Regions from separate parts of the Homo sapiens genome. Here region 2 is linked to region 1. Evidence: chromatin loops called from intact Hi-C (ENCODE). Cell type or tissue: psoas muscle. All regions are shown on one strand.

Region 1 (8,000 bases):
CCTGGCCAACATGGCAAAACCCCATCTCTATTAAAAATACAAAAATTAGCCAGGCATGGTGGCAAATGCCTGTAATCCCAGCTACTTGGGAGGCTGAGGAAGGAGAAACTCTTGAACCCAGGAGGTGGAGGTTGCAGTGACCCGAGACTGCACCACTGCACTCCAGCCTGCGCAATGGGAGTGAGACTCCATCTCGAAACAAACAAACAAAAAACCACAGAAACAGCTCACTTGTCAATCTCAGGCTATTTTACAAATAGGTGAAGTGGTCAAATTCTAATTTGGTATCAAGCACATTGGACTCAAATGCCTAGGGAATTTCTGAAATGCCTCTGCAAAACCCCAGATGACAATTTACAAACCCCTGGGTCAGTGCAGTGGGGGACCCTGGGAATGCGTCAGGGAGACAGAATTCAGAAAGTGATGTATGGTTGACTGTGAGGAGGAAGTGCATGCCCTTGGACAGTTACTTAACTCTTTTGTGCCTCAATTTCCTCATCCTCATGGAAATTACAGTATCTAGCTCACAGAGTTGTGATGCTTAAATGAATTCATGTATCTGAAGTGATGACAATAGTGCCTGGCCCAAAAAATTGCTTCCTGTAAGAGTTTGCTCCTATTACTATGGGACATGGGGGCCTGGGTTGACTCCTTGACATTTTTTGCTGCTGCTTCTCACCAGGGGGCCTGGCTGTGGATTGGGTCCATGACAAACTCTACTGGACCGACTCAGGCACCTCGAGGATTGAGGTGGCCAATCTGGATGGGGCCCACCGGAAAGTGTTGCTGTGGCAGAACCTGGAGAAGCCCCGGGCCATTGCCTTGCATCCCATGGAGGGGTAAGTTGTATCTCAGGCTCCCGAACTTTCTTGCAACCTCTCGGGACAGCTCCCAGGCTACCTGGACTAGACATTCTGGGAGTACATCCTCAAAGTGTGGTGTAGCTGGGCGCGGTGGCTCACGCCTGTAATCCCAGCACTTTGGGAGGCCAAGGCGGGCAGATCACCTGAGGTCAGTAATTCGAGACCAGCCTGGCCAACATGGGGAAACCCCATCTCTGCAAAATACAAAAATTAGCCAGGCATGGTGGCGGGTGCTTGTAATCCCAGCTACTCGGGAGGTTGAGGCAGGAGAGTTGTTTGAACCCAGGAGGCACAGGTTACAGTGAGCTGAGATTGCGCCACTGCACTCCAGCCTGGGAGAAAGAGCAAGACTCTGTCTCGAAAAAAAAAAAAAAAAAAAGTATGATGTTAATAACATGGGCTCTGTCCCCCACACACTTGAGTCTAGGTCCTGGCTCTGTAATAACTGGCTGTGTGGCCTTGGGCCAGTTAATCTCTGTCTGCCTTGTTTACTCATTTCTAAATTGGTGATTAAAAAAAAATACCTCCATCATAGTTGTATGAAGATTAAATGAGGTGATGCATTTTAAATTGCATATAACACACATTAGATAAGTTGTAGGTGTTTCGTATTTTTATTATTAGCTCATAAGGTTGACCTAATTAATACAAATTAATAGTTATTAGTAATTCATAAGAATTGTAATTAATTATTATAGCCTAAAAATTAATAGAGGGGCCGGGCACAGTGGCTCACACCTATAATTCCAGCACTTTTGGAGACCAAGGAAGGAGGATCACTTGAGTCCAGGAGTTCAAGATCAGCCTGGGCAACATAGTGTGGCCTCATCTCTACAAAAATGTTTTCTAAATTAGCCTGGCATAGTGGCACATGCCTGTAGTCCCAGCTACGTGGGAGGCTGAGGTGCAAGGATGGCTTGAGACTGGGAGGTCGAGGTTGCAGGGAACCGTGATTGCAACAGTGACCTCCAGCCTGGGTGACAGAGTAAGACCCTGTCTCAAAAAAAGTTAAATAAATAAAATTGAGAAATCTGGTCAGGTTCAGTGGCTCATGCCTATAATCTCAGCACTTTGGGATGCTGAGGTGGGCAGATTGCTTGAGCCCAGGAGTTCAAGACCAGCTTGGGCAACATGGCAAAACCCCATCTCTATAAAAAGTACAAAAATTAGCTGGACTTATTGATGCATGCCTGTAGTCCCAACTACACAGGAGGCTGAGGTAGGAGGATCACCTGAGCCCTGGAGTTCGAGGCTGCAGTGAGCCATGATTATGGCACTGCACTCCTGGATGACAGAGTGAGACTCTGTCTCAAAAAAAATTAAATTTAAAATTCAGAAATCTGAATTAAAGAAAAACTCCTGAAATGAAGTTCTCACCTCTGGCTTTTAAAAATTCTATGCAATCAATGGAGGGAGTATCTTATAAGGTCCTACAGTATGTATCAACTGTTTTAGAAACTGTGTGTGTGTATGTGTGTGTGTCTGTGTGTGTGTGTGTGTGTGTGTGTGTGTGTGTGTGTATAAAATACAAAAGGAGCCGGGCATGGTGACTCAAGCTTGTAACCCCAGCACTTTGGGAGGCCGAGGCAGGTGGATCACTTGGGGTCAGGAGTTTGAGACCAGCCTGGCCAACATGGTGAAACCCCATCTCTACTAAAAATACAAAAATTAGCTGGGCATGGTGGCGGGTGCCTGTAATTCCAGCTACTTGGGAGGCTGAGGCAGGAGAATCACTTGGGTCCAGGAGGTGGAGGTTGCAGTGAGCTGAAATCGTGCCACTGCATTCCAGCCTGGGCAACAGAGCGAGTCTCAAAAATAAAAGAAAATAAAATACAAAAGGCAGTGGAAGAGATTGTGACAAAGAAGAAAGTGCCTGTCCTAATATTACATTATATTGTCAATTCTGTGAGACTTTTGTCTGTTTTGTTCACTGCTAGATTTCCAGTGCCTAAGATAGTATGTCCTGCCTGTTGCCAGTATGAAAAAAAAAATTATTAAATGAATAAATGCCCTGTCTAAAGACATTTAAACTCAGACACTTAAAAAGCATTCTGAGGCTGGGCATGGTGACTCATGCCTATAATCCCAGTACTTTGAAAGGACAAAGCAGGAGGATTGCTTGAGCTCAGGAGTTTGAGACCAGCTTGGGTAACATAGCAAGACCTCATCTCTACTACAAAAAAAAATTAGTTAGGTGTAGCGATACTAGCTGCTCAGAAGGCTGAAGTGGGAGGCCTTCTGAGCCCAGGAGATTGAGGCCGCAGTGAGCTGTAATCTCACCTGCCCTCCAGCCTGGGTGACAAAATGAGACCCCGTCTAAAAAAAAAATTCATTCTGTGGACCAAACATTGGAGTCCCCTGAGTTAAATGGATAAAAGCGCCCTACCTGATTATTCTCCTGGTTACCTACCTGTTTTCTGCTGCCCACTTCCCAATTTACTTTTCTCTTCCTAGTACCATTTACTGGACAGACTGGGGCAACACCCCCCGTATTGAGGCCTCCAGCATGGATGGCTCTGGACGCCGCATCATTGCCGATACCCATCTCTTCTGGCCCAATGGCCTCACCATCGACTATGCCGGGCGCCGTATGTACTGGGTGGATGCTAAGCACCATGTCATCGAGAGGGCCAATCTGGATGGGAGTCACCGTAAGGCTGTCATTAGCCAGGGTGAGCCCCTTCCTTCAGTCTCCTTCATCTCTTGTCCTCCTGCCCCCGTCCCTGCCCCCCAGGAGCCTTGGTAGAGGTTTTGTGTAGTTGCCAGGCCTGGGCCCAGGGGACATGGCAGACCACGTCCAGACTGAGGTCTTCCTGGACTTTCCCCAGGCCTCCCGCATCCCTTCGCCATCACAGTGTTTGAAGACAGCCTGTACTGGACAGACTGGCACACCAAGAGCATCAATAGCGCTAACAAATTTACGGGGAAGAACCAGGAAATCATTCGCAACAAACTCCACTTCCCTATGGACATCCACACCTTGCACCCCCAGCGCCAACCTGCAGGTAAAAAACTGCCCACCGGGTGAGCCAAAGTAGCCTCATGGTTGAGGTGGCCTCTGGTGCCTCTGAGAACCTTCCTTCCCCTTAGAGTTGCCATTTCTTCTGATGGGGAAATCCAGCAGGGCACTGACATGGGCTAATTCCTCCCTCTGCTGGACATTCGGGGCAGTACAACAAGATTCACGAAAAGATTCATTAGACTTCACCGTTCCCATCTAATTCAGGCAGACATTTACAGGGCATCTCCTCTGTGCCGGGTACTCACTGTGCTAGCAGCAGGGGCAGATGTCAAAAATATAAGACATAGTTTCTCCCTTCAGGGAACTATCACCCTACCTAAACCCCTATTCCCTAGTCTTGGGGTCACTTTTGCAGACCTTCGCTGATCCTCTTGCCCTGGGCTCTTTGAGCAGGGAAAAACCGCTGTGGGGACAACAACGGAGGCTGCACGCACCTGTGTCTGCCCAGTGGCCAGAACTACACCTGTGCCTGCCCCACTGGCTTCCGCAAGATCAGCAGCCACGCCTGTGCCCAGAGTAAGTGGGTCTGCAACACCAGCCTCCATGGAGGCTGTTGTGAGGATGGGGAGAAGGAACAAGGGATAGGACGTGGAGGGATTGCCTGTCATGGGAAAAACCACATTCCTCAGGGAGCCCTGGAGAGGAAGAACTTAAGAGGCTGAGGGATCTTCTATCAAAGCTGAGGACTGAGGACCCAGCACTAGTGGCTGAAGGCTCAGCAATACCGCCCGGTCGAGTGTGAACACCTGCAGTGAGGCTCATGTATCATTTTACCAGGCAGGATTGCCTTCTCTATAGGCAGCAAGAGGGTTTTATGCTCTTCTAGAAAACAGGGGAATGATTTCCTACCTTTTTACCTTTAGCGTCACCCTGTTGAAGACTTTCTTTCGGCCCTTAAACCAGGAAGCCAAAATTAGAATCTCTGATGATGTTCTGTGTAAGCGGGTCCTGGATAAATATGTGTTAAACAAGTGGAAGATCATGGGATCTTCCCTGGTCTGTCCCTGAACTGCTACTTTGGCTTCCTTTGGGCTCCTTAGGAGTTATTGTTTTGAGAGGGTAACCCTGGAGAGCCCAGCACACGATGACTTTTTCTAAGAATAGTCCAGAGAGGAGCGGTCCGGGCATATGGCACGACCAGCAGGGCACCTGGGGTGATTCCTCACACATCAGCAGCTGTTCTTGTTTACTGCTGTGTACCCCACTGACCCTCTGAAATCTGGGTAAAATAAAATTCTCCTGGGACCTGGGTCCTTTCTAGAGAGTGTGGTTAGGGAAAACATTCAAAAGTTTCATTCATACACATATTAACTAAGAACCTAATTTCATTCTCTGAGTTTTCCCCTTGCATTCTTTTTTTTTTTTTTTTTTTTTTTTTGAGACAGTTTTGCTCTTGTCCAGGCTGGAGTACAATGGCACAGTCTCGGCTCACCACAACCTCCACTTCCCAGGTTCAAGCTATTCTCCTGCCTTAGCTTCCTGAATAGCTGGGATTACAAGCATGCGCCACCACACCTGGCTAATTTTGTATTTTTAGTAGGGACGGGGTTTCTCCATGTTGGTCTGGCTGGTCTCGAACTCCTGACCTCAGGTGATCCACCCACCTCAGCCTCCCAAAGTGCTGGCATTACAGGCATGAGCCACTGTGCCTGGCATTTTTTTTTTTTTTGTCCGCCTCCCGGGTTCAAGTGCTTCTCCTGCCTCAGCCTCCTGAGTAGCGGGGATTATAAGTGTGCACTACCACACCCAGCTAATTTTTGTATTTTTAGTAGAGATGAGGTTTCACCATGTTGGTCAGGCTGGTCTTGAACTCCTGACCTCATGACCTGCCCGCCTCTGCCTTCCAAAGTGTTGGGATTACAGGCATAAGCCACCGCCCCCGGCCTTTTTTTTTTTTTTTTTTTTTTTTTTTGAGACAGGGTCTTGCTCTGTCACCTAGGCTGGAGTGCAGTGGTGTAAACAGTGCTCACTGCAGCTTCGACTTCCTGGGCTTAAGCAAGCCTCCCGCCCCAGCCCCCTAAGTAGCTGGGACTACAGGCATACACTGTCACACCTGGCGAATTTTGTGGAGTTTTTTGTTTGTTTGTTTTGTTTTTGAGACAGAGTCTCACTCTGTCACCCAGGCTGGAGTGTGGCGGCATGATCTCGGCTCATTGTAACCTCCACCTCCCTGGTTCAAGCGATTCTTCTGCTTTGGGCTCCCAAGTAGCTGAGATTACAGGCACCTGCCACCATGCCTGGCTAATTTTTGTATTTTTAGTAGAGATGAGGTTTCACTATGTTGGCCAGGCTGGTCTCAAACTCCTGATCTCGTGATCTATCCACCTCAGCCTCCCAAAGTGCTGGGATTACAGGCGTGAGCCACTGTGCCCAGTGAATTTTGTATTTTTAGTAGAGACGGGGTTCCACTATGTTGCTCAGGCTGGTCTCAAACTCCTGAGCCCAAGCAATGACCCCACCTCAGCCCCTCAAAGTGCTGGGATTACAGGCATGAGCCACCATGCCTGGCCCTTTCCTCTTGCATTCTTTTGTGTCCAGCGCTTCCCCTGTTGTCTTAGTGAGATGCAAGAAGTAAAGCCCCCTGTCCCCTGACAGCTTCCCCTTAAGGATTTCCCAGCCCTAGGAAGAAGACATTTGGCAACATTAGTCAGGAAGTGCCTTTCTGGATAGAAAAGTCTACTGAGAAAGTATTCAGACTGACCAGAGGAAAGGCAGAGGATGGGGAAGAGCTGGCTGGAAGTAAACTACGTAGAGGAGTGGCCAGAGCTCTTTCTCTGGAGTCAGATCTGAGTCCTAGCTCTGGTGCTTTGTAGCCATGGGATCCTGGGCAAGTTTCTTGATCTCTATTAGCCTCAGGGTTGCTCGTCTAGAAAATGGGAATAAGAATAACACACGAGAGAGGCTTGGTGTGAGATCAAAAAAGCACCAAGCACAGTGCCTGGCAAGGAAAGTGCTCAGCTTAAGCTACTGGCTTAAAGTTGTAAAGAGGAGAGCAAGAGGAAGGGATCCAGGTGATGGAGTGGAGGGGCAGGAGCCCTGACACAGTCATGAACATCAGGGAAGTAGGGGTCAGGGGTTGGCAGTGGGCAAGCCAGGACACCAGAAGAGGTGGAGAAAAGTAAGAAGAGAGAAAAGTTGAGATGAAGCCGACAGATGCTTAAACAGCATGCACTTCTGGGACCTTAGTAGAGTCTGTTTCCATTTGATTTAGAAGTCTGATTCTGCTAGCATGGCAGTGCTTAAAAGAAGCCTGAGGTATAAAGTATAGGGGGCAAAGGGCACCAGATCCCAGGAAGTGTGATTGAACCAGATGTCACGCAGGTGAGCGTCTGTGTCTGTCACTGTTCTTGGATTTAGAGCATTAAAAGAAGACCCCTTTCGGCCTTTGATCAGGTCTTGACAAGTTCCTGCTTTTTGCCCGAAGGATGGACATCCGTCGAATCAGCTTTGACACAGAGGACCTGTCTGATGATGTCATCCCACTGGCTGACGTGCGCAGTGCTGTGGCCCTTGACTGGGACTCCCGGGATGACCACGTGTACTGGACAGATGTCAGCACTGATACCATCAGCAGGGCCAAGTGGGATGGAACAGGACAGGAGGTAGGGCCCAGCGTGGGGAGGTTGAAGGGTGGAATCCACCCTCTCCAGGGAAGGGCTTCCCATACCTTTGCCAACCTTGAGAATTGGTGGAGTTTGGGCTCCAGAACTAGAGTGGAAGTACAGTTGGTGATACAGCTTTGCTTCCTGCCCAGGTGGTAGTGGATACCAGTTTGGAGAGCCCAGCTGGCCTGGCCATTGATTGGGTCACCAACAAACTGTACTGGACAGATGCAGGTATGCATAGGGGAGCCGTGGCCTGCCTGGCTCCCTGGGATTCCTCTTGTTTAAAACCCTGGCCTCAGATAGAAGGAGCCCAGTGTCTCTCCTGGACCACTTCTGTCTTCACTTCAAGTCCTTGGTAGGTCAGAAGCCGGAGGGCTGCTGCAGAGCCGAAGTGAGAAGCTCCCACGTGAGAAGCTCACATTGTGGCAGCTGCTTCTGCTGTGTAGCTGATGCTGGGGAGTGTTTTAAGGCATTTCAGATCATGAACCTATGCCTTGTTTTCTTTCCATC
Region 2 (8,000 bases), 260 kb before region 1:
AGCGCCACCATCACCACTGTCTAATTACAGAAGTTACCTCCATTTGCAATTCTCACCAATAGGCCCATTCCAGAGCCTGCCTCGGAGCAGAAGCTTGAGCTCGTACTTCCCAAAGGGCTACCCCTGCCTCGCAGCCTCGCGGAAGCCTTAATGCTGAGTGCCACTAGCATCTTCCTCTTTCAGCCACAGATGGGACTAGAAGCTATAAACAGGGCACACCCTTCCAGCCTCAGAAGTGGTCTGCAGCTTTCTGCTAGGGGCCATCTTGACCTCAAACATCAGCAGTCCCTTTGGAGATGGGCCGTTGCAGAAGAGGGGGCGCACACCGTGGGAGGGTAGGAGTGTCCGTCAGAGCAGGGCAGCCCTGCAGGTGCCCTTAATACGGGTAACAATAGAGGCATTTTTTTTTTTTTTGAGTCTTGCTCTGTTGCCCAGGCTGGAGTGCAGTGGTGCAGATCGGCTCACTGCAACCTCCGCCTCCTAGGTTCAGGTGATTCTCCTGCCTCAGCCTCCCTAGCAGCTGGGATTACAGGTGCCTGTCACCATGCCCGGCTAATTTTTGTATTTTTAGTAGAGACAGGGTTTCACCATGTTGGCCAGGCTGGTCTCGAACTCTTGACCTCAAGTGATCCGCCTATAGAGGCAGGTATCTTTCCTGAGTACCCTACCTCATGGCAGGCTATTAAGGCATTTGACTACATTAATTAAATTTTATTCTACAACAGTCCTACGGGTGGGTCTTATTGTTATTTCCATTCTACAGGTGAAGAGTCTGAGTCTCAGAGACTGGGGAGCTGAAACATATGCCGAGCAGGAGGGAGTAGGGGGCGAGTGAAGCGGGTGCAGACAGAGGCGAGGGCTTTCTTTCTGGGGGACATGTGGCTGGATCCCAGCAGCACATGTATAAAGGACTGAGGGTTTTTTTTCAACTGCAAGAAGTAAGACTGGCTACCTTTTAAAAAGCCAAATGGATCCGAGCTTGTGTTAACAGCAACACCGGCTATGACTCTCCTCAACCAGAAACGCTGGGCATACTAGACATCCTGGAAACTTCCCCCCGCCACCCTCTGCTCCAAGCCAATCAACCAGTCACCAAGTCCTATCAATGCTATTGCTGAAATTTCTCTTGAATCCATCTACTTCTTTCCACGTCCACAGCCACCATCCTACCCCCAGCCTTCACCTCTCTTTTCTTGATGATGGCATGACCTCCTACCCAGTTTCCCTGCAACTACTCCTCTTGCTTTTTTTTTTTTGAGATGGAGTCTCACTCTGTCACCAGGCTGAAGTGCAGTGGCTCACTGCAACCTCCGCCCCCTAGGTTCAAGCGATTCTCCTGCCTCAGCCTCCCGAGTAGTACTGGGACTACAGGCGTGCGCCAGCATGTCCAGCTAATTTTTGTATTTTAGTAGAGACGGGGTTTCACCATGTTGGCCAGGATGGTCTTGATCTCTTGACCTCATGAGCTGCCCACCTAGGCCTCCCAAAGTGTTGGGATTACAGGCGTGAGCCTTCTTCTAATTGAGTATCCATCCTGTGGGCAGAAAGATTTTCCTAAAATGTGAATGTGACCATTTTACCATTGTGTTGGAAACCCTTCACAGAGGCCGGGCACAGTGGCTCATGCCTGTAATCCCAGCTACTCAAGAGGCTGAGGCTGGAGAATCGCTTGAACCTGGGAGGTGGCCATGTCAGTGAGCCAAGCTTGTGCCACTGCACTCCAGCCTGGATGACAGAGCAAGACTCCATGTCAAAAAAAAAAAAAAAAAAAAACCTTCACAGTCTTCCCATTGCCCTTAGGACACGTTCCCCCATTTGGATCTGGCCTGTGAGCCCGCTCCATCTGCCCCCTGCCTCCCTCGACTCCCCCACTGCATTCTGGCCACACTAGTCCTTCCATCCTCCCTGAAGCTGTCCTTACTCATGCCCTCCAGACAAGTCTGTCCCTCTAGCCATAATGCTCCCTGTCCCTTCTACCCATGATGCTCCCTGCCCTCCATGCCTCCTCCTCACCTACCGGATATCTCCATATTCTTCAGGCTGAAGCCTCCACAGCATCTCTTGGGGAAGATGAAAGAGGAAAGCACCTTTTCTAACCCAGCCTAGAATAGGCCCCCCTGCTACTGGCTTCTGCAGTTCTCGGAAACCTCCTCACACTGTTGTCTTTGTCCTGGGAACATAAGATCTACCAAGTGACACCTCTGTCTCCCTGCTTGTGGCTTGACTCTGGTATGGTGTCTGGCACATAGTAGGCACTCAGTCAACGTCTGTTGAATGAAGAAATGCATGAACAAATGAGTGAGAGAAGCCACGGTCCCCTTTTCCTCTGGCCAGGTGGCACCTGGAGCAGTTTCTTAATCCCTCTCATAAAGATACTTACAATCTTTATGGAGAATGCAGACATTCAGAGGGATTAAGAAACTTGGCGAAGGTTACAAGCTAGGAGCAAAAGAGCTGTCATTCAAATACTACTACCTTCAGGTCTGGACAGTCCGTTTAAGGGGAGTAAACTAGAGTCCTGGAGAAGAGGGTCAGGCTGATGGACAGTCTAAAAACCAGGATACTGGATAAATGGCTGCATTTAGATCTTTTGCTTAGAAGTGAAGACTAGGGAGGAAGTGAAGGCTGAGACCCAACTCTCAAAGGACTGCCTCTTGGGGAGATGCCACGGGGATCTAGAGTTTGGCTCTAGAGACATTTTCAAGCTGCTTAGTTCTAGGATTGTGGCTGATTTGTAAAGGAATGAGATGTGTATTGCCAGAAATGTTCAAGCAGAAGTTTGAAGGCTCATACTTCCCAAAGGGCTTCTTCCAGCTCTGACAGTGTTGTCCCAAGGGTGGACAGAACTAACAGCTCCTCCTGTTAGTGTTAAATCTAGTGGGGGGACAGTTTGATGTTCAGAGGTCTATGGCTGCAGAAGACTTACTGAAAGGTGCTTTTAATCACATCATATGCTGTGCTGTCTGTCTCCAAATGAATGCTGAGACCATGAAAGTTCTAGGCATCTGTGTCTTTAACCCACCTATGGGATCTTTCTGGCTGTGGGCATCTGCATCTTGCTTTGGAATCTCAGCAGAACTATGGGAAAAGGCAAGCAGGAAGCTCCTGGTCTGTCTTTGCCTCTTTGCCTTTGCCTGCAACCCTTCTATCCCCACAGACAGCTCCTTCCTTCTGAACTCAAGCTCATTGCCACTCCCAGAGGGCTCGGGAAAGAATCTTCTTGGAGACGAGGTCATCCCCATGTGCTGTTTTCCAGTTGCTGGCAGTTGGCTCAACACCCCTTCCTGCCAGAGGCCTTCTGCTAACGTGCCAGCTGCTTCTGACACCTGGAGGTGCCCGGCCGCCCCTGCTTTGAAGTGGAGCCAACAGGGAGCTGCTGCCAGTGAGAGTCTGCACAAATCTATTGGATCATGGAGGGACCCTTGCGGACCATGCCTCCGGGCTAGAGAGAGGGACTCTTGGGGAGAAGTAGAGGCACTTTGGTTCAGGCTGTGCTGAGCAGAACCATGTGTGGGGTGGAGCCTAGGACAGGCAACTGGAGTGGAGAAAGAGCACGTGGCTGGTCTGAGAGACTGGCCACTTTCTCCCTCCCCTGCTGACTTCCAGCAGCTGGGATAGGCAGTCTGGCTGGGAGTTCTAAGGGTGCCAAGGAAGCAACAGCTTCCAGCCTGAACCTACTGACTTGCCAACTTCCTATTCACCCCTAATTAGGGTCAGTTTCCCTGGTCTAGTGGCACGGGCTGCACCGGTTTTCCTGAAGTTCTGGATTAGTTGACCCCAGGATTAAGTCCTAGTTCCACTACTCACTGGCCAAGTGACAATTTCCCTCTGAGCCTCAGTTTCCTCATCTGTGAAGAGGATATAATCATAGTTCCTGTTTCCCAGGATTCTTGTGGAGAGTCAGCATGATGATGTTATATATGCTAGTGTCTAACAGGTGCTCAGAATGAGCGCCGGCTGTAATCAGTAAGTATATTCTATCTGGTTTAAAGTGCTGGGAGAGCCCAAAAGAGCAAATAAAAATAGAGCCCAGAGGAAATGCGTGCTGCCAGCATCCACCAGGCAGAGGTCTCAGGCAGAAGCCAGCGATCTAGTTTCCAGTTTACTTTTGGGGGAAGCCAGCCCTCAGCCACGGCCAGAAAGAAGAGCCACTTTCCATGACTGGACTTCTTTGAGGAGGTCACATGACTAGTGTCAGTCATGTGGTGGCTGGAGGGTGTCCCCAAATCAAGGTGTCAGTCATGGGGTGGCTGAAGGGTGTCCGCAAGTCAAGGTGTCAGTCATGGGGTGGCTGGAGGGTGTCCTCAGGTCAAGGTGTCAGTCATGGGGTGGCTGAAGGGTGTCCCCAGGTCAAGGTGGCAGTCATGGGGTGGCTGAAGGGTGTCCCCATGTCTGTTTGGGCTCACAGTGCACCTCTAGGGTTTTTGTTTGAATGTCAGGGCCATGAGAGAAGCAGCGATGACACGATGTCTGGTTACCTTCTCCAGGTGGGAGGAAAAAGGCCGCTATGAAGGTGTCCTGGGCCATTTCCTGAGGGTTGCTCCTCTTCTGGACTGTGTTGGAGGCACACTCGTGCTGCACAAGCTGCCTCTAGCCTAGGGCCTTGAAGTGGCGTGGGGTGTCCAGGTCATTGCTCTGCCCTAGCTCCAGCCCGCACCTCCAGGGTATCCCAAACCCTACTTGCCCTGAAATGCCTAAGACGCTTGATCCAGAGGGTGTGGGAAACAATATGATGATGATGATAATAATAGTGAATATTCACCAAGGGCTTACTCTGTCAGCACTACACACCCATAAGTTCATTTTCTGCTCGTATTAATCCTATGAGGTCAGTTCAGTGAGTATCTTTATGGAGAACGCAGACATTCAGAGGAATTAAGAAACCTGACTCAGGTTACAAACTAGGAGCAAAAAAGCTATAATTCAAATACAGGCCTCTCTGACGCTAGTCACAGTTCCGAGACCACCTGCAGCCACTTCTGGTAAGAAAGAGTGGACTCTGTGCTGTCTCGTGGTAATGAAGCCTTCCTGCTGCCCCTTTCCCTTCTCCCAGCCTGAGTGTTTGTTAGAGCAGCTGCCCGCAGAAGGACTGGAAGATTTGGCCTGGGTGCTGCTGCTTCCCTGTAGACAGCCTGAAGGTGTCATTACTCTGGAACTTCCCAAGAAGCCTGAGAGCTAGGGGTGAACTGGTCCACAGACCTTAGAATAAAGACCCAAACCCAATGTATGGCCTGTAAAGCCCCACTTTCCCTCCCTCTGCCCTCAAATGCCTCAAATTCCAGACCTACTGGCTTCTCTTGGTTCCTCCAGGCCATCATTGGTGAGAGCCTAGCTTCTTTTCCATGCTGCTTACTTTCCCTGAAATGCTTTTTGCTCTCATTGCTCTCTACCTAATCCCCCCATCATTTTTTATTTAAAGGAAATGTTTAGAACCTCAGAAAACTACAGAGAATAACATAACAAACACTTGTGTCCCCACTAGCCAATTTTATCAGACCATAACGTCTTACTATCTTTGCTTCAGTTTTTAAAAGCTTTGTAAAATGCAGCATTACAGATACCATTTCAGCCACCTGTGCACCCCTCCCTCATCCTATCCTCTACCTTTCTTCCTGGGGGGATCACCATGATTTACTAAAACTTGGGAGTCTAGCATTCCTCTGCATGTCTTTATACTATAATTAACTCATGCAAATGTCTGTGTTCTTAAAACATTATATAGCTTTGTTTTGCTTTTTCTCAAACTCTGTGTCATTCTGTAACTTTGATATTTTGAGATTCATCAGGATTGATGCATATATAGCTATTCATTTTAGCTGCTGGAAAGAATTCCACAACTATGGTATGAATATGCCACACTTTATTCTTTCCTTCAGCAGAGGGACGTGCAGATTGTTCCAATGGCGGCCATTACAAACAATACTGCATGTTTCCTTATTCCCAGGAGTAGCTCTTGAACTTTAAAAATTTGCCTAAATTGTCTGAAAGTAATTGTAACAATTTACACTCCCACACACAGTTTATGAGAGTTCCCACTATTTCACATCCTCACCAATATTTGTATTATGAGACTTTAAAATTTTTGCCAATTTGATAGGTATGAAGTGGTATCTCAATTTAGTTGGGAGTTTCCTGATTACTAGTGAGTGTGGGCATGAAAATATGCCCAAAGGTTTATTACTAATGTTCTTCTGTGCATTGCCTGTTTATATCTTTGGACTATTTTTCTACTGAGATCCTTAATCTTTTTCTTATTGATTTGTAGGAATTCTTTTTTTTTTTTTTTTTTTTGAGACAGAGTTTCATTCTTGTTGCCCAGGCTGGAGTGCAGTGGCACGGTTTCGGCTCACTGCAATCTCCACCTCCCGGGTTCAAGTGATTCTCCTGCCTCAACCTCCCAAGTAGCTGGAATTACAGGCGCCCGCCACCATGCCCGGCTAATTTTTTTGTATTTTTAGTAGAGAGGAGGTTTCACTATGTTGACCAGGCTGGTCTTGAACTCCTGACTTCAGGTGATCCACCCGCCTCGGCCTCCCAAAGTGCTGGGATTACAGGCGTGAGCCACTGTGCCCAGCCAATTTGTAGGAATTCTTTATTAAAAAGTTCTTAGCTGGGTGTGGTGGTGTGCACCTGTAGTCCCAGCTACTTGGGAGGCTGAGGCAGGAAAACTGCCTGAGCCTGGGAGCTTGAGTCTAGCCCCAGCAACACAGCAAGACCCCATCTTAAAATAAAATAAAATAAAATAAAATAAAATAATTTACGGAAAGCTGAGGCAGGAGGAATGCCTGAGGCCAGGAGTTCGAGACCAGCCTGAGCAACACAGCAAGATCACTGCCCCCATCTCTACAAAATAAAAAATTAGCTGGGCTTTGTAGAACGTGCCTATGGTCCTAGCTACTCAGGAGGCTGAGGTGGGAAAATCACTTGAGCACAGGAGTTTGAGGCTGTAGTGAGCTATGAATGCACCACTGCACTCCAGCCTGTGTGACAGAACAAGACCTCATTTCAAAAAATAATAACATTTTTTAAATAATTTTTTTTGGGAGGGACAGAGTCTTGCTATGTCACCCAGGCTGGAGTGCAATGGTGCGATCTCAGCTCACTGCAACCTCTGCCTCCCGGGTTCAAGCAGTTCTCCTGCCTCAGCCTCCTGAGTAGCTGGGATTCCATAGGTGCGTGCCACCCCACCCGACTAATTTTTGTATTTAGTAGAGATGGGGTTTCTTTTTAGTAGAGACGGGGTTTCACCATGTTGGCCAGGCTGGTCTCGAACTCCTGACCTCAAGTGATCCACCTGCCTTTGCCTCCCAAAGTGCTGGGATTACAGGCGTGTGCCACCATGCCCAGCCAGAATAAGAATGCAGGCAATACAGCCGGGTGCGGTGGCCCACGCCTGTAATGCCAGCATTTTGGGAGGCCGAGGCAGGCAGATCATAAGGTCAAGAGATTGGGACCATCCTGGCCAACAGTGTGAAACCCAGTCTCTACTAAGAATACAAAAATTAGCCAGGCATGGTGGTGCGTGCCTGTAGTCCTAGCTACTTGGGAGGCTGAGGCGAGAGAATCGCTTGAACCTGGGAGGCGGAGGTTGCAGTGAGCTCAGATCATGCCACTGCACTCCAGCCTGGTGACAGAGCAAGACTCTATCTCAAAAAAAAAAAAAAAAAAAAAAAAAATGGCAGGCAATACTTTAAATCAGTGGTTCTCAACGTGTGTTTCCCAGACCATCAGTATCACCTGGGAATTTTTTAGAAATATAAATTATTGAGCCCCGCCCTAAACCTACTGAACTCTGGGGATGTGGTCCGGCCATGTGTGGTTTAACAAGCCCTGCAGGTGACTCTGATGCATGCTCAAGTTTGAGAACCAGTGCTTTAAATCTTCACCCTTGGAGCAGAGCTTCCCAACCCTTTGTCACTTCGGCCTCAAATGACTTACAGATGTGATGGTCCCCTTGGCCCAGCTGGGAGGAGGCCAGAGCCTGCAGGCCAATCACAAGA

What was found. Hi-C counts contacts between places; a loop is a spot of excess contacts. Peaks named below come from ENCODE experiments on the same cell type or tissue, not always from the same donor. Only the 100,000 strongest peaks of a DNase experiment are listed, where the experiment ranks them.
Region 2: it touches region 1 in a loop (6-fold over the local background); 107 of 110 quality-filtered maps call a loop at or near these places.

The regions. Positions count from the first base shown.
Region 1 is chr11:46,885,812-46,893,811 of GRCh38, reverse strand. LRP4 (LDL receptor related protein 4) reads left to right here. Exons shown (of 38, transcript NM_002334.4): 13 at 683-839; 14 at 3,318-3,535; 15 at 3,692-3,868; 16 at 4,279-4,401; 17 at 7,279-7,487; 18 at 7,640-7,721. Among named protein-coding and RNA genes, the nearest start is that of LRP4, 29 kb to the left of the region's middle. In psoas muscle, a CTCF peak has its summit at 4,028 (motif pointing left); a DNase peak (open chromatin) is centred at 3,971.
Region 2 is chr11:47,144,657-47,152,656 of GRCh38, reverse strand. The region is part of intron 4 of CSTPP1 (centriolar satellite-associated tubulin polyglutamylase complex regulator 1); the gene reads right to left. Among named protein-coding and RNA genes, the nearest start is that of ARFGAP2, 28 kb to the left of the region's middle. In psoas muscle, no CTCF peak of the experiment used is centred here; a DNase peak (open chromatin) is centred at 3,534.